Regions from separate parts of the Homo sapiens genome. Here region 1 is linked to region 2. A link is an interaction called in ENCODE POLR2A ChIA-PET data of the cell type or tissue named here. Cell type or tissue: PC-9. All regions are shown on one strand. Links, peaks and the distances in the headings refer to the core of each region. The heading gives the core; the rest is flanking DNA.

Region 1 (9,174 bases), core at 3,355-5,854, 350 kb after region 2:
TTTTGAGATGGAGTTTCACTCTTGTTGCCCAGGCTGAAGTGCAGTGGCGGGATCTCAGCTCATTGCAACCTCCACCTCCTGGGTTCAAGCGATTCTCCTGCCTCAGCCTCCCGAGTAGCTGGGATTACAGGTGTGCACCACCATGCCCAGCTAATTTTTGTATTTTTAGTAGAGACGGGGGTTTCACTATGTTGGTCAGGCTGGTCTCGAACTCCTGACCTCAGGTGATCCACCCACCTTGGCCTCCCAAAATGCTGGGATTACAGGCATTGAGCCACTGTGCCCAGCCATGGTATTTCATTAAGTTCAATATTCCATCAATTGTAAGATGAACCATTATTTTGTTTACTACTAAAAAGGTAAATAATGCTGTTGAAATATGACATGCCATTATGAGATTATAAGACACATACTGATTATGCAGGTATTCAAGATCTTAGAATGAATAAAATAATACATTACTATTGCCATTTTACAAATGAAGAAGCTGAGGCATGGAGAGAATGGATAACTTGTGGCAGGTTACATAGTTAATATGTAGCAGATTTTATATTTGAATCCAAGCTTTCTGGCTTCAGAATTCTACCACTATGCCTAAGTGCCTCTCCAGGACTCTCCCAAATGGAGACTCAGATGGTGCATAGGAGGGTTTTGAGCTGTCTGGGCTTTAGGGAGATGAGTTAGTTTCTGGCTCCATGTCCCGCAAATGCCAGAACAAAGAGACCTTTAATTTGAGGTGCCAACGTCCATCAAGAAGCTTCTGCTTTCACCACAGGGTTTGACCTCTTCCATTAAAGAAGAGTGGTCTGGATTCCTTCCTTCCTTCCCTCCTTCCTTTTCTTCTTTCTTCTTGCTTTCTTTTCTTCCTTTTTTATTTCTTCCTTTCTTCTCTTCCTTTTCTTTCTGTTTGTCTTTCCCTCCCTTCTCCCTTCTCTTTCTCTCTCTTTCTTCCTTCCTCTCTTCCTCCCTTCCTTTCTTCCTCCCATTTCCTTCCTTCCTTCATTTCTTTTTTTTTTTCACTCTTGTTGCCCTGGCTGGCGAGCAATGGCGCTATCTCGGCTCACTGCAACCTCCGCCTCCCGGATTCAAGCGATTCTCCTGCCTCAGCCTCCCAAGTAGCTGAGATTACAGGCATGCACCACCATGCCAGGCTAATTTTGTATTTTTAGTAGAGACAGGGTTTTTCCGTGTTGGTCAGGCTGGTCTCGAACTCCCAATGTCAGGTGATCCACCCGCCTCGGCCTCCCAAAGTGCTGGGATTACAGGCATGAGCCACTGCACCTGGCCTTTCTCTCTCTCTCTCTCTCTCTCCTTCCTTCCTTCCTTCCTGGTCTCGAACTCCCGACCTCAGGTGAGCCACCTGCCTTGGCCCCCCAAAGTGCTGGGATTACAGGCACGAGCCACCGAGTCCCCCAGCCACCCTCCCTTCCTTCCTTTCTTTCTCTTTCCTTCCTTCCTTTTCTTTTTCTTTCTTTCTTTCTTTCTTTTTTCTCTTTCTTCCTTTCTCTTTCTTTCTTTCCTTCGTCCTTTCTTCCTTTCTCCCTTCCTTCCTTCCTTCTTTCCTTCCTTCCTTCCTTCTTTTCTTTTCTTTCTCCTTCCTTCCTTCCTTCCTTCCTTCCTTCCTTCCTTCCAGACAGGGTCTTGCTCTGTCACCCAGGCTGGAGTACAGTGGAACAATTATGGCTCACTGCAGCCTCAAACTTCTAGGCTTAAGTGATCCTCCCACCTCAGCCTCCCGAGATCTGAGACTACAGGCACACACCACCACACCTGGCTAATTTTTTGTATTTTTTCTAGAGACGCGGTTTCGTCATGTTACCCAGGCTGGCCTCAGACTCCTGGCCTCAAGTGATCCTCCCACCTCAGCTTCCCAAGGTGCTAGGATTACAGGCCTGAGCCACCTTACCTGGTCTGAATTCTCTTTTCTTTCTTTTTATTTGCCTGAACTCTGTGCTAGGTACAGTGAGCTGGGGGCACCAAGTGGTGCAGTTGATCCCCATCAGACTTCCAGTTAAGGGTGCGTCTCCCTCTCCCAGTCTCTGCGTCTTGGTGGGGTAGATGGGCTTCCAAGCATCAGGAGCCCCTGTGGTGGGTTCTCTGTGCTTTCTGTCCTGGTTTGTTTATTTGCATCTTGTCTCATCTGCTTTCTGCCTTCCAGAAACACACATAGGTCTCTCATCTGTTGTTGACCTGCCTCCCATTCTCTTCAGTGTTCTGGCCTTGTTCTTTTTCATACTTTGATTTTGGTGAGGTCTTGGGGGAGATTAGGAGAGATGGAGAAGCCAATGCTTGTGCTCAGTCTTGAACCAGAAGCCCCTAGACCCCTATTTTTAGTGAACAAAATCAGGAGTATAAATGGATGACCACTACGTGAGAAAATAAAATATTAACATTATGCCTGGCAGTGGAAAGGCACTTATAAAACCTTCACACCATGTTTGCTTAAAAGCTTTCCTAAATACAACTCGAGGGACAGGTGATGGGAGGTCCTTACGTAGGATTCTCAAAGTACAATAGTATTTTTTAAAGTTCCGACACATTGAGGCTGATTATTTCCTTTACAAAGTATTTTTTTTTTTGAAACATGGTCTTTGTCACCCAGGCTGGGGTGCAGTGGCATGATCATGGGTCACTGCAGCCTCAACCTCCCAGGCTCAAGCAATCCTCTCACCTTGGCTTCCCAAGTAGCTGGGACTACAGGCACTACCATGCCCAGCTAATTAAAACAATTTTTTTTTTTTTTTTTTTTTTTGGTAGAGACAGGCTCTCCCTGTGTTGCCTAGGCTGGTCCTGAACTCCTGGGCTCAAGGGATCCTCCCCCAACAGCCTCCCAAAATGCTGCAAAGCACCTGACCTACAAAAAATTTTTTTTTCTTTTTTGAGAAAAGATTAACCAAGTCCAGGCATGGTGGCTCACTCCTGTAATCTCAGTACTTTGAGAGGCTAACGAGGGAGGATCACTTGAGCCAGGAGTTCTAGACCAGCCTGGGCAACATGGTAAGACTGTCTCTACAAAAAATAAAAAATTAGCTGGGCATGGTGGTACATGCCTGTAGTCCCAGCTACTTGGGAGGCTGAGGTGGGAGGATTGCTTGAGCCTAGCAGGTTGCAGTGAGCTGTGATTGTGCCACTGCAACAGAGAGAAGCAGAGAGAGGCAATAGAGAGAGACCCTGTATTAAAAAAAAAAAAAAAAGGCTGGGCGTGGTGGCTCACATGTGTAATCCAAGCACTTTGGGAGCCTGAGGCGGGTGGAACACCTGAGGTCAGGAGTTTGAAACCAGCCTGACCAACATAGTGAAACCCTATTTCTACTAAAAATACAAAAATTAGCCGGGTGTGGTGGCAGGCTCCTGTAATCCCAGCTACTCGGGAGGCTGAGGCAGGAGAATCACTTGAACTCGGGAGGTGGAGGTTGCGGTGAGCCAAGATCGCGCCAAGGCACTCCAGCCTGGGCAACAGAGCAATACTCAATACTCCATCTCAAAAAAAAAAAAAAAGAAAGAAAAAGAAAAAGGATTAACCAGCTGGGCTTGGTAGCGACACATGTTGAAGTCCCAGCTATTTGTTCTTGGGTCAGGTGTCCACTTCTGATCCAATCCACTTTGGCCTGGGGTTGTGGTGGGAAAATGTAGGAAGGAAACTGATTGCTTAGGCAACAGGATAGATTCTCCTGGAGGGAAAATCTCTATCTAGGAGCAATAGGCTATACCTTTAAATAGGCTATACCTTTAATACAAGGACCTTAAGTTGTGTTTTAGGATTCTGAATCATCATTATTATCACACACTTTGGACGCGGAGGCAGGAGGATTGCTTGAGCCCAGAAGTTCAAGTCCAGCCTGGGCAACATGAGACTCCATCTCAAAAAAAAAAAAAAGATTAACCATGAAGTTTTTCCAAATTCCTTACTGGGCCATTTAGACTATGACTTTATCTTGAGACTTGTGTGTGGATGTATACATATTCCCACAACTTTTCAGTAACAAATATTACATAAAATGAGCAACTTTTTTCTCCTAGATATTAAAATTTTAATACTTGGAAAATAATACAGAGTTTTACTTTTTTCATTCATTTTGAATCTTGTTAAAGGAATTTTTTTGCCTCCAATATATAACTAGTTTAGAGCTGTGATCTAATGATTTCTTCCCTGTTACAATGTTTCTTACAATATGGTGGTATAGCTATCTTAGTGTATAAATGTCTGTAAGGCAGGTGCACCAACTCTCTTTAGCTAGCAAATAATGTCATATATAGGTTGAGTACTGCACAGCTCTCAATCTGTTTTACATTGAACTTTTGTGAGGAGTAGTAAATGACCAGAACTAAAAACACAACCTACTAGTATCACGAACTTAATTTTTAAATTCCACTTCCAGAGTCTGTGCTGAAGCTGATTTATAGCCAACATATACTCCTACAGTTTTATGTACATTCGACAGCTCTGGACAATGGAAATAATGGATATAGATATTTAAGATTATTTGTTTAGCTGCAGGGAAGAGAAATCTACTTCAGTCACCTCCAGAAAGATGTGGTTTCTGGTGAGGATGCTTATGAAAAGGAACTGAACTTGGAGGGCTTGGGCTCTGAGGCAGGCTGGCGCTGGGGCCCAGTCTTTCTTGAGTCTTTTTTTTTTTTTTTTGAAATGGAGTCTCACTCTGTCGCCCAGGCTAGAGTACAGTGGTGCCATCTTGGCCCACTGCGACCTCTACCTCCCGGGTTCAAGCGATTCTCCTGCCTCAGCCTCCCAAGTAACTAGGATTACAGACATGCACCGCCACACCCAGCTGATTTTTGTATTTTTAGTAGAGACGGGGTTTCACCATGTTGGCCAGGCTGGTCTCGAACTCCTGACCTCGTGATCCACCCACCTCAGCCTCCCAAAGTGCTGGGATTACAGGTGTGAGCCACCACACCCGACCTCTTGAGTCTTGGTTTCTTTCTGATTACCTGTTCAGTTTTCCTTTATTAGCCAACATCCCCTGTCCTTTCAATATTTTCTTCCTCTTCATAATTTTTACTTACAAGTGGCTTCAACTCATCATGGCCCCAACATAGTCCTGTGGCATTTGTGATCCCAATGCCACCCATGCCCTTAGTCTCCTGAGTCTATTGAGCAGAGAGGAACCTGAGTGACCCTGTTCCTTTTGGGACTAGGTTCTGAGTACTTGGCCAGGCAATGGATTATTTGTTCTTGGGTCAAGTGTCCACCTCTGATCCAATCCACTTTGGCCTGAGGTTGTGGTGGGAACATGTAGGAAAGAACCTGATTGCTTAGGCAACAAGATAGATTCTCCTGGAAGGGGGTGTGGGCAAATCAGATAGTGATTGGCATCTTTAAAACAAGGACCTTAAGTTGTGTTTTAGGAATCTGGATCATCATTATTATCACACATACACTCAAATCATTACACTAGTCATGTGTCAATGATGGGGACAGGTTCTGAGAAATCCATTGTTAGGTGATTTCATCATTGTGTGCACATCAGAGAGTGCACTTACACAAACCCAGATAGTATAGCCTACTACACACCTAGGCTAGACGGTATAGCCTGTTGCTCCTAGGCTACAAACCTGTACGGCATGTTACCGTACTGAATATTGTAGGCAATTGTAACACAATGGTGTTTGTGTATCTAAACATAGAAAAGGTAGAGTAAAAATATGGTATAAAAAGTAAAAAGTGGTTATCTTTTATACCATAAATTGAGCCTGCAGGACTGAAAGTTGCTCTGGGCAAGTCACTGAGTGAGTGGTGAGTGAATGTGAAAGCCTAGGATGTTACTGTACACTACTGTAGATTTTATAAACACTATACTTAGGCTACACCAAATTTACTTTTAAAAGTTTTTCTTCAGACCATCCTGGCTAACATGGTGAAACCTCGTCTCTACTAAAAAACTACAAAAAGCCAGGCGTGGTGGCACGTGCCTGTAGTCCCAGCCACTTGAGAGGCTGAGGCAGGAGAATCACTTGAACCCGGGAGGCAAAGGTTGCAGTGAGCTGAGATCGCGACATTGTACTGCAGCCTGGGCAACAAGAGCAAAACTCCATCTCAAAATAAAAAAAAAAAAACAGTTTTTCTTCAATAATAAATTAACCTTAGCTTACTGTAACTTTTTATTTTGAAACTTTTACATTTTGAACTCTTTTGTAATAACATGGCTTAAACACAAACACATTCTATAGCTGTACAAAATTATTTTCTTTATATCTTTATTCTATAAGATTTTTTCTATTAAAATTTTTTTATGTTTTACTTTGTTAACTTTTTGTTAAAAACGGAGACACAAACACATATATTAGCCTAGGCCTACACAGGGTCAGGATCATCAATATCACTCTTTTCCACCTCCATATCTTGTCCCATGGGAAGGTCTTTGGGGGCAATATATGCATGGAGCTGTCATCTCCTATAATAACAATGCCTTCTTCTGGAATACCTCCTGAAGGACCTGCCTGAGGCTGTTTTCAGTTAACTTTTTTCTTTTTTTTGGAGCCAGAGTCTCACTCTGTTGCCCAGGCTAGAGTCCAGTGGCGCAATCGTGGCTCACTGCAACCTCTCCCTCCCAGTTTCAAGCAGTTCTCTGCCTCGGCCTCCTTAGTAGCTGGGATTACAAGTGCATGCCACCACGCCCGGCTAATTTTTGTATTTTTAATAGAGACAGGGTTTCACCATGTTGGTAAGGCTGGTCTCAAACTCCTGACCTCAGGTGATCCACCCACCTTGGCCTCCCAAAGTGCTGGGATTACAGGCGTGAGCCACTGCGCCCAGCTCCCCCCATCTTTTTTTTTTTTTAGTAAGTAGAAGGAGTATACTCTAAAATAACAGTCCGGGCACGGTGGTGCACACCTGTAATCTCAGCACTTAGGAAGGCCAAGGCAGGTGAATTGTTTGAGCTCAGGAGTTTGAGACCAGTGTGGGCAACATGGCAAGAGTCCATCTCTACAAAAAACACAAAATTTAGCTGGGCATGGTGGCATGCACCTGTGGTCCCAGCTACTCAAGAGGCTAAGGTGGGAGGATCACTTGAGTGATTGGCGGCACAGTAGGTTTGTTTACATCAACATCATCAAACACCTAAGTAATGTGTTGATGATGTCACTAGGTGATAGGAATTTTTCAGCTTTATTGTAATCTTATGAGACCACCATTGTATACGTGATCCGTGGTTGACTGAAACACAGTTATGCGACCCATGGCTGTGTTCTTATACTGTAGTTAACCAAGTAACAGTGCCCATTAATACATTTTAAAAGTAAATTTTCAACAAGACTTGAAATATGCCTTTCCTGACATCATTTTCCTGGTTCCCTTTTTACCTCTTTGATTTCTTCTCAGTCATTTCTGTGGACTTTTGTTCCTTTGCCTATCTTGTTAACCATCTGTCTTATCCAGAGGTCCTGTCATCACCCTTATAAACTCTCCTTCAATCACAACCTCTCGCCTACATTGTTATTGAATAAATGAAGGAATAATGACTCTTAAATCTTTATCTTAAGTTCTACATCCCCTGTGCTTCAAATGTTATCCAAATGCTGGCTAAAACATCATAAAGGTACCTACAATTTATTTATTTATTTTGAGACAGGTTCTCTCTCTGTCACCCAGGCTGGAGTGCAGTGGCACAATCTCAGCTCACTGTAGCCTTGACCTCCTGGGCTCAGTGATCCTCCCACCTCAGCTTCCCAAGTAGCTGGGACCACAGGCATGTACCACCATGCCCAGCTAATTTTTTGTATTTTTGGTAGAGATGGGGTTCTGCCATGTTGCCCAGAGTGGTCTCCTGAGCTCAGGCAATCTGCCTGCCTTGGCCTCCCGAAGTGCTGGGATTACAGGTGTGAGCCATCATGCCTAGTCAGTACCTAAAATTTATAAATGAACTCAAGTTTTCTTCTTTCCTTTTCTACTGGCCTCCTCTGCCTTCCACACCTGCCCTCTCTCCATCACGTTCTCTGTACAGGCTGATGCTGCCTTTGCCATTTCAATCCCCCAAGCCTGAAAAGTGGGAGTTTTTTTCCTCCCTGTCTCTATCTAATACTAAATCCCAGCCTATTCTGTTTCTTAAATATATAATCTGTTTCCACTATTACATCCCTATTAGTACTGCTTTAGTTCAGGGTCCGTGCTAAGGTTAATTGCATGGGCTTTGCAGCCAGACATACTTGAGTTTAAATCCTGACTCACATTCACTGGCTTTCAAACCCTAGGCAAGTTACTCAACTGCTCTAAACCATCAATCCTCAAACTTGCCTGCACATGGGAACCACCCGTGGAGCTTAAAGAAAATACTGGCCAGGTGCAGTGGCTCATGCCTGTAATCCCACCATTTGGGAGGCCGAAGTGGGCAGATCACTTGAGGTCACGAGTTTGAGACCACTCCGGCCAACATGGTGAAACCCCATCTTTACTAATAATACAAAAATCAGCTGGGCGTGGTGGTGCTGAGATAGCACCATTGCTGGGTGACAGAGTGAAACTGTGTCAAAAAAAAAAAAAAGAAAGAAAGAAAGAAAAGAAAAATAAAAAGAAAAATACTGATGCTTGGTCCAACTGCAAGGCTCCTGATTTCACTGGAGTGGAGAGAGGCCTGAGCATTGGGAGTTTAAAAAACCTCCCCTCCGGGAGCTCTCCTTTATCTCTACTGGATAAAGTTCAAGCCTCTTCTTGTGTCTTCTCTATTAGCTTTGTCTCCTATGTCCCTCCCTTTCAACAACAGCACTGCTTAGAGTTTATGCATAAAACCTCCCTGTCTGTCACCCCCAAGCTTTTGCTCACTTGATCCTTCTGCCTGGAATGTCCTGTTTGCACTCTCTCAGCTGGCTCTTCCCCAGTCTGTGTCTTCTCCAGGCTAATTCTTAGTCATCCTTTATCCTTCAAGACTTAACTCAGATATCACCTACTTCGTTTCAGATGTCTTCCTGACCCATCTGTGCAAACCTCGTTCTTACTCTAACATGTTGAATTGTAGTTTATGTCTCTCTCCCACTGGACTCTTTGAGTTCAAGGCTGAAAATCAAAGGTCCTCCAATTTTATTGAAATGAAATAGGTTCAACACAACTCTTGCTTTCTCTATGAAGCCATACTTATGTCTATGTTAGCCCAAATTCATTTCCTTCTCTTCTGTAGTCCTAAAGCACTTGGGAATATATCATCTCTAACCCATGGT
Region 2 (9,174 bases), core at 2,998-5,497:
CCTGGGCAGCCCTTGGGCTGGGTCCCAAAGGAGGAACAGGGGAGATTGGAATTGGCTGAGAGAGGAAGGGGGTGCATTTTTGGTGAGGGGAGCAGCCTCAACCAACACAAGGGACAGGTACAGATAGGGCCGCTTTGCAACATCAAGACTTCTTTGGCTATACTGGGTGGAGGGTGCGTGTGTTCCGGGGAACAGTGGGAGAGAAGGTTAAATAAATATTCCCGGTTGATCGTGGGACCCTGGGTCTGATGGGAGAACCCAGTTGTGTAACCCAGACTCAATACCAGTCTCCCACAAATCCTCCTTAAACCCTTCTCCCCTGGCCCCGTGGTCTTCACACCCCACACTCTAATGGGGCTGGGCTTGGACCACACCCATGGGTGGTTGGAAGCCCTCAAGACTCACCCTGACTGCCTGGAAGCATGCCTTACCTGGTAACTGGTTTTTCCTGCAGGTGGTAAACCCGAAAAAGAAAATGAAGAAAAAGAAATACGTGAATTCTGGCACAGTGAGTAGCCACCCCGGTCTCTGCAGCCGGGTGTAGACATTCTGAGCCCCAAGCTAGGTCTGGTATCAGGGAGGCCCGTGCGTCTGTGTGTGTGCAGGGGCTGAGCGTGGGAATCAGACATCCAAGAGAGATGGGGTGGGGAGGGGTGGGGCAGATGGAGCAACAGCCAGGGGAGAGAGTTGACTTGCAGACCACACAACAGGCGCTGGCTGTATCTAGCATGAGGAATCGCAGAGACATCCACGGGACTTCCTGCAGGAAGGAAGAGGAAGAGAAGTCGTATTTATTGGGCCCCTACCCTGGGAAATTCCCCACGTTGGTGCTTTTCACAGGTTGTTGCCCTGAGAGGCAGATATTATCATCCCCTAGTCATGAAAGAGGAAACCAAGGCTGCAAGCAGGAAAGTGACTCAGCCAAGGTCACACAGCTAGAAAGTGGTAGAGATGGGACTCAACATGACATCTCACTCCAGAGCTGGCAGCTGCTACGGGCGCTGCCCCTGCTTAACCGTGACCTTCCTGGGATGACACGCCGGCCTAGTGGCTTCTCGGGGCTGGTCTTGAGGACATTCATACGCTTCTTCAGCAAATACTTACTGAGTGCTACTGTGTGCCAGGCACTATTCTAGGCACATCAGATACAGCTGGAAACAAGACAGACCCAAATCCCTGGTGCTTATATTCTAGTGGGAGGAGACAGAGAAAAAAAAAAAACACACACACACACACACACATGCCTGTGTGTGTCAGTTGATTATGAGAGCTATGGAAAAAGTATAAAGGGTAAAGGGACAGGCAATGGAGGAAGTATTGAGGATACTGGGGAAAGGGAATTCCAGCATTCCTGCTGTAGAGAACAGCACATGCAAAGGCCCTGAGGTGGAGCTCACAGTGCATTTCTAGAACAAGCCACTTTCTCTGCAGTGCAAACACACCCAGATTCATCCTCTCTGTGTTCCTTCCTCACTCTAGAGGCCCATGGCTAGTGCAGCCAAGCCTGGTCATTTGAGTCAGGCAGACTGTATCTCCAGACCTAGAAGAGGTTTTCAGGAGCTCTGGGGTTCCTCTGAGAAGCCTCATTTTCTCCGTCTGTAAAGTAGGACTAATAAATCATCCCCACCTTGCCACTGCACAGGGCAGCTGTGACAGACACATGGGAGATGCAGGCTTGTGAACTGTAAAATTACTCTGCTCATTCAAAGGGGACTGAACACCACTTCTTTGATTGTAACTGCTTCACAGACTGGGGCTTGGAGTCATATTTCCTTTGTCCAAGGCTGCGGTGTTTCTTAGTGGAGAGGCTGTCAGCATTTGGGCAGGAAAATTCTTCATCTCACAGGATGTTTAGCACCCCTGGCTGCTGCCCATAGCTACCAGTAGAGCCCCAGTCATTATGAGAACCCCCAAAATTCTCCCACGCCTTCCTAAATTCCCCTAGGGAAGACAGCACCTTCCCCAGCTGGGAATAAAAAGGTTCAAAAACCACTGATCTCATCCAGCCTTCTTACTTTAGAGACGAAGAAACTGTGGCCTAGAGAGGGCATGCGATTTGTCCCAGGTCACACAGTGAGCTGGAGACAGAGCGGGCCTAGGCCCAGGTCTCTTGACTTTCCTTTTACTCCAGCATTTCCCCATCTTCATCGCGAAAAATCACCCGGGATGCAGAAAGCTTGCTGAAATACAGACGCCCAGGCCAGTTCCCTGGGATTCCACTTTAGGAGGCCCAGGAATCTGTGTTTAGTGCTTTTCATCCCTTACTTATGGTGTGCAGAATCCCCTGGGGATCTTGTGAAAATGCCAAGAATCTGCATTTCTGCATTTCTACCTGGCATCGAGGTGATGCTGACGCTCTGGTCTAGGGACACTACCCTTTGAATAGGGGAAAGTCTGCTTTCACCCTGCGAGCCCCTGGGTGAACCCATATGGTCAGGGCAGTTAGGGCATTGCTTCATCCTGGGGGTTGGAATGGGGAGTGGTCAACTGTGTCTGCAGATTAGACTTACGTGAAGAGCTAAAAAAAAAAAAAAAAAAGAAGATCTCTGAAACATTCATGTAGCCCCGGAAACTCGGCTATAATGGGTCTGGGCTGCAGGATGATCTAAGAGCCCCCAGGGCATCTCATGGTCATCAGTCAGGGTTGAAGCCACTGCCGTGGTTCCTAGTAAGTCTGAGCTGCCACACTTGGAAGGAGGCCTGTGGTTCATCCAGGTGCCTAATACCTTAACCACAATAGCTGGGGGTCTTACTGCCAAGTAAGGGTGGTGCTCTCACCTGGCCCTCCCAATGAGCCTGTAAAAACAGCTGAATCTTCATGAATAGGGGGCTCCCAAACTACCAGAGAGGAGTTCGTTCTCTTACACAGGTGAAAGGTCCTCTGCCCTAATCTTGTCTCATATAATTGGCCTAGGATGCCAGGCTTTCATTTGTCTCCTTGATTCTAAATTGTTATGATAATGAGCTGCCAGGTAGCTGCCTGTCTTGGCAAAGCCAAAGCTAACTTTGCCAGGGCATAGGTTAAAAGGCCTCTGCTTGGGGGAGGGGGCCTGGGGTAGTCAGTTACCTCTGGGGAAAAGGATGGGCTACTTATGAGGCAGGATCTTGGGTCTGAGAGGGATGAGATGGGACCAGTAAGATTTAAGATAAGCACAGTCCAAAGAGGCACATTTCAGGACTAATAGCTCTAGGCACATGGAAGCCTGAAGCTGGTCGGCATTGGCAGGTTGTTAGGCCTGTGCCAGGAGGGCCCCCTTGTCCTCCACACCCCACCCTAGGTCCCTGGGGCTGAAGAGCCAGTGCCCACTTAGAGGAAACTAACACCCTTGGCTTGGACCCCGGTTCCACTGACACAGATGGGACCCTTCCGTCAAGGTCAAGAGTGCAGGCTCTGAAGTCAGACACACCCTGGTTTCAGATCCCTTCTCTGCCCTGGCAGTGTCCTTGGGCACATTGCACCACCTCTTTGGGTTTCAGTTTCCTTGGCTATAAAGTGGGGATAATAATAGTACTTCATGGGGTGGTGTGGGCAGTGCATGCAGTCATGCATGCAAAACTGGCACATGCCGAGTGTTCTGTCAATGTCAGCTCTCGAATCATAACCCATCTCCCCTGACCCCAGGCTCCCCACTGACCAAGCTCCCTTTTGTTTTGAAGGTCACCCTGCTTTCCTTTGCTGTGGAGTCAGAGTGCACCTTCCTTGACTACATCAAAGGAGGGTGAGAAGAGATACAGCCAATTTCATGGGCCTTGGGGAGAGGGAAAGGGCCCCACACACCGACAGGACCGGCTCTGGCCCCACCCTGGCCTCTTCAAAGCCCTGGTTGAAGGCTGTGGTGCTGGGCTCTGAGCAAACCCTGGTGTTTGGGCTGAGACAACTCATCCAGAGCCCTGCACATCCCCAGATCCCAAGCAGCTTGGAGGGAACTCCTGAGCCAAGGAGGCTGGCCTGGGTCATGTCAGGTCTCCATGCAGAGACAGGACCTGGAGCTGGTAGGGACTCCGTGACAGAAAGCCAAGGGCTTGGGGATGTAGAAAGAACCCTGCAATAGGAGTCAGGAGGCCCAGGCTCTAGGCCTCTCTTTGCCATTAATTTGCTGGGTTCCTTTGGGTGAGTCATTTTTCCTCTCAGGGTATCAGTTTCCTCCTCTGTACACAAAGAGAACGGAATAGGTAAGTGTTAAGGTTCCTTACAGCTCTGAGCTTCTGACACCTCTGATCTGTCTGGTTGGGGGAGGGGGACAGTGATTAACCTGCTCACTGTTATTAGGGCCCTGTAAGGGCAGCGGGATTGGGGATAAGCCAGGGATTGGTCCTGGGGCCAGCAGGTGGTCAAACATGAGTTTAAGGAGCAGAAAGAACCACCAGGCACAGTGTCTAGGCCCAGACAGATGGGGGAGCCAGGAGGCCCCAGCCAGCAGCTCACGGAAAGAGCCTGGCTCTAAGGGTAGAGCCTGCCCAGCATGCTGCCTGCCAGGACAGGTGCCAGGTCAGGGCGTGGGCAGCCAAGAGCCCGCAGGTGAGTGACTGCACCTGTCTGGAAAGGAGACAGGCAGGAGCAACTGCCAAAGGCTCATCCCAGCCAAGTGGACCCTTGGCTGCCTGGTTCTCCAGGGCAGAGGGAGAAGTCAGGTCCTGGGAAGCCACACTCACTTTCCCATGACAACACTCCCTGCTGCCTTGAGCTTGCAGTCTCAAGGCTGCAAGCTCTCCTCCTACCCACTGAGCACACACCCTGCCTCCAGTCACTCAGGAGCTCCTCTGCTCTTACCTGCCCCTCCTCTGGGCTGACTCCAGACCCCGCCTTTGCACTCTTCCCCCATCAAAATTGCTTCCCTCTCAATCCCATTAATCAGCCACCCCTTACAGTCCATAGCACCTGGTAACTCTCAAACACCCCTCATCCTGTTTATTTTTATTTATGTTTATTTTATTTTATTTTATTTTATTTATTTTTTGAGACAGAGTCTCGCTCTGTCACTCAGGCTGGAGTGCAGTGGCACAATCTCGGCTTACTGCAACCTCCGCCTCCTGGGTTCAAGCAATTCTCCTGCCTCAGCCTATCAAGTAGAGTAGCTGGGGCTACAGGCATGCGCCACCACCCCCAGCTAATTTTTGTATTTTTAGTAGAGACGGGCTTTCACCATTTTGGCCAGGCTGGTCTCGAACTCCTGACCTCAGGTGATTCGCCTGCCTCGGCCTCCCAAAGTGCTGGGATTACAGGCATGAGCCACCACACCCAGTCCATCCTATTTATTTTTTTCATTTGCATAGTACCCCCAACTTACAGAACACAGTGGGCAGGATCAGAACAGTTATCCCCATTTTACAGAGCTTGCCTGAAGCCACACGCCTAGATGGTGGCAGGGTTCCTTCTCCCATAACATGCTGCCTTTCATTCTATAGTAATGAATCAGTCTAGCCTGCCTGACTTGCAGTTAGCGGGTGGGGTGGGATGAAGATGGAGACTGATGAGTTAAAGGGCTGGATGCTGTGAGGTTTCATCGAAAAGGAGCCCTCAGAGGCTGAGCTAAGCTGGTGCCACCCATACTGGGCAGGTTATAGCCCCAGAGCCAGCCCTCTCTTTAAACTCTCTGGAGAGCCTGAGTGAGGGAGCTGGCTCCAGGGACTGAGAGCCTGGCATGCATGCCCAGGCAGGAAGCTGATGTCTAGGGATCCTCTCCTCCCTGGCCTCCCTCACCTGCCCACCTGGACCCAGGAGGAAGGGTATGGGTACTTTGGCCCCACTGTCAGAGGAGGAGCTGGTTGCTCAGCAGCCTGTGTTCTACCCTTAGGCAGGAGACACTAGGCTGCTGCGAGTAATTTTCCCACAAGAGGATCTGCTTTCCAATTGCTTCCTTTCCCAAGGCTTTTCAGAACCCAGGGCAGGGGAGGACTAGTTAGAGCAAGGCCTGCCTTTCCCCTCACCCTGTATTTGGAAGAGCCAGTCCAACAGTGTCCCTCCAGTATAGTCCCACAGGCCAGAATCATCTTCCCAAGAGTGGCCCTGGGAGCGGGACTTTCACCCTCCAAATGTCTCCCTACCTCTAACAAAGACATGCGTTCTACATTCCACACTGAAGCGGGGGTGACAACAAACAGCAGATGAGTATGGTAGGTCAACTGCTGTAACACATAATTCCCTAACCTCAAGCCTTCATACCAATAAAGGTCTGTTTTTCATCTGTGGGATGGCAGGGTTGGGTGGGGAGATGATCCACGCAGTCATTCAGGGACCCAGGTTCTTGCTAGCTTTGCGGCTCCTTCTATCCTACTGCCTGGAATCCTCTGGATGCTCTGCCCCCAGCCAGCAGAAGAGGAGAAAGAGGTGGGGATGACTGTCTGTGGCCAGCAGACCCTGGCTGGGGTCTCCTGCTAACCATGTCCTTGACATTTCCCTGGGGGTGAGTGAGGGTTCCATGAGCAGCAGCTCAGCTGTGATCAGGTGGTTTCTGATAGGGACCTTCTGCTGTGTCTGTGACAGGGATCTTGGGCTGATAGAGCTGTGGTTTCTGATAGGCACCTTCTGCTAAATGCAAGTGAGGTGAGGCCTACCTGATCTTACATCATCCATAGCCCCAACTAAGAATTACTAGAACAGAGTTTTCCCCAGCGTTATCCCAGCCTCGTGTCCTCATAATCCCTGGATGAAGGCAGTGGACATTTTTTCAAGAGGTAGATTCTGGGAGCCACTCCAGACAAACTCAATTGGCATTTCTGGGGTGGAGCCCTGGAATCTTCTTAAGCAAGCACCCGTAGTGATTCTATGCTCACTGCCGTGTGAGAACCATAAGACTAGACTTTATCAGGGACTTGTGTTTGTCAGCTTTGTTCTGTCTGGACCCGGCAGAGAACCTAGAATGGCCAAGCCCTCAGAAAGTCTCAAGCCTGAATCTGAATCCTCAAAACCTAACTTTTTATTATAGAAAACGTCAAACACATGCAAATGTGGAGAAAAGGTATAATCAACATGCAAGTACCCTTCACCCAGCTTCAGCCATTACCACATCATAGCCAGTCTTGTTTCATGCACTCCACCCTTCATTCAGTCATTTATTATTATTTTTTATTTTAGTGGGTTTTTTTTTTTTATTTTTGAGGTCTCACTATGTTGCTCAGGCTGGCCTTGAACTCCTAGTGTCAATCAATCCTCCCACCTCAGGCTCCCAATATCCAATTTGAAGCAAATCCCAGCCATCATATTTTATCCCCAAATGCTTTAGGATGTCTTTCTAAAACATAAGGACTCTCTCTTTATCAAACATAACCACAATACCATAACCACACCTAAAAAATTAACAATTCCTTAATACTAAATATCTAGTAAATGTTTACATCTCCCCAATTATCTTATAGTTTTAAAATTGGTTTGTTTGAGTCAGAAATCCAGGCAAGAGCCATAGGCTGTGATTGGTGGGTTGGTCTCTTAATTCTCTTTTCATCTATTCATTCCCCCCAAGCACCTGAATGGCTTGCTAACACAGATTCCTGTACCCCACCAAGAGAATCTAATATTCAGCCAGATGTGGTGGCTCACACCTGTAATCCCAGCACTTTGGGAGGCTGAGGCAGGAGGATTACTTTTGCCCAGGAGTTCAAGACCAGGTTGGCCAATATAATGAGACCCCATCTCTGCAAAAAGAAAAAAAAAAGCCAGGTGTGGTGGTGCGTGCCTGTGGTCCCAGCTATTTAGGAGGCTGAGGTGGGAAAACTGCTTGAGCCCAGGAGGTTGAGGCTGAAGTGAGCTGTGATCACGCCACTGCATTTCAGCCTGGGTGACAGAGCGAGACCTCTTTTCCAAAAAAAGATTCAGGAGAGCTAGATAGAGTCTGAGAGGCCCAGCATATTCCCAGGAGATGGTGCTGCTGCTGTCTCTGGTAGTGCTTCTACAGAGTTTCCCAAAGACTGGATTTTGCTGGCTGCATCTCCTGTGGTGTCATTTAATGTGTTCCTCTGTCCCTTGTATTTCCTGTAACTAACTAGACAGCTCTGGAGCCTCAATCAGAATCAGGTTCAATTTTTTGGTAAGACAACTTCATGGGTGGTATTCTATTCTTTCTTTAGGAGATGCATAATGTCTATTTGACTCTCTTTTTTGTCAAATGAGTTTTCGTCCTGAATCTCACTCCAAATTTGAGTCAGCAATCCAATGAGACCCAACCTCACCCAGCCTACACAGGTGGGCCCAGGGGGTAGGGTTTGTGGAGGAAATAAGTGACCATAGCCACATGCCCACACAGAACACAATCATCTTCAAAGAGCTTTCCTACTGCATAACTCTTCTGATGCTCATTAATCCTGTAAGGGGGGCATAGCTGGCATTACTATCTCAGCTCTCCAGAACTAGAAAGAGATGAATGACTTCACCAAGGCCACACACCTGGCAAGCAGCAGAGCCAGGGTGGTAGCCAATGTCTAGCACTGTCCCCCCTCCCACAGCCCTGCCTCCCTCCAGGTGACTCCCCTGCTGTTCTCCCTCTTCTAGGACCCAGATCAACTTCACTGTGGCCATTGATTTCACTGCCTCCAATGGTGAGTTGGGGGATGGGTAGAGGAGCAGGGTGGGAGGAGAGAGCTTTTAAGGGCTGTGGCATCTGGCCCTGGCTGGGACCATGACCCTCATACTCTCTGGCCTCTTCCTCACCAAAGAGGATGTACCTAGGTCTGGAGGACCAAAGATACAACCAAGATGGCAGTAGTATCCCCAGGTTGGACCATTGACATAAATCTGGGCTCTGAGCCACAGCCTTGTCCTTGAGGAACACCCAGTCTCCCTGGGGGAATGGGATTGTGTGTACTCTGGGCCTATGGAGGGCCCTGGAGATGTTTCCCCCCGGGATCAAATCCCAGCTCCTCTGTGCAGTCCAACCCACAGGCTGGAGTGGAGAATCAGAGCCAAGGCTGAGCTCTGTGGTGTTCAGGGAGGCAGGATCCAGCCCAGGGACCCCAGTCCTTACCTGGCTGGGGCTGCCCTGGCTTCCTTACCTCCTCCCAATTTCTCCAGTGTCAGCCTGTGGCTGAGTCACTAGGAGCAATAACAGTGCCCAACTTTACATGATTAGAAACATCACAACCTCCCTTGGGCTCTGGGCTCTATTAGGGGTGCTCAGTGCTAATTTTTGCACCAATCAAAAATGCCCAGGTCTTGCCCTCTACAGGTGTCAGGAGCTCCTC

What was found. ChIA-PET counts read pairs that join two places held together with the same protein. Peaks named below come from ENCODE experiments on the same cell type or tissue, not always from the same donor. Only the 100,000 strongest peaks of a DNase experiment are listed, where the experiment ranks them.
Region 1: POLR2A ChIA-PET joins it to region 2 with 22 read pairs; 2 of 35 experiments call an interaction of 5 or more read pairs at or near these places.

The regions. Positions count from the first base shown.
Region 1 is chr6:36,402,282-36,411,455 of GRCh38, reverse strand. The region is part of intron 3 of PXT1 (peroxisomal testis enriched protein 1); the gene reads left to right. Among named protein-coding and RNA genes, the nearest start is that of ETV7, 19 kb to the right of the region's middle. In PC-9, for the core only: no CTCF peak of the experiment used is centred there; no DNase peak of the experiment used is centred there.
Region 2 is chr6:36,747,579-36,756,752 of GRCh38, reverse strand. It overlaps CPNE5 (copine 5), which reads left to right. Exons shown (of 21, transcript NM_020939.2): 13 at 455-508; 14 at 3,658-3,719; 15 at 8,486-8,532. Among named protein-coding and RNA genes, the nearest start is that of RAB44, 54 kb to the right of the region's middle. RefSeq lists an enhancer at 192-1,391. In PC-9, for the core only: no CTCF peak of the experiment used is centred there; DNase peaks (open chromatin) are centred at 4,162 and 4,482; H3K27ac peaks cover 1,634 bases.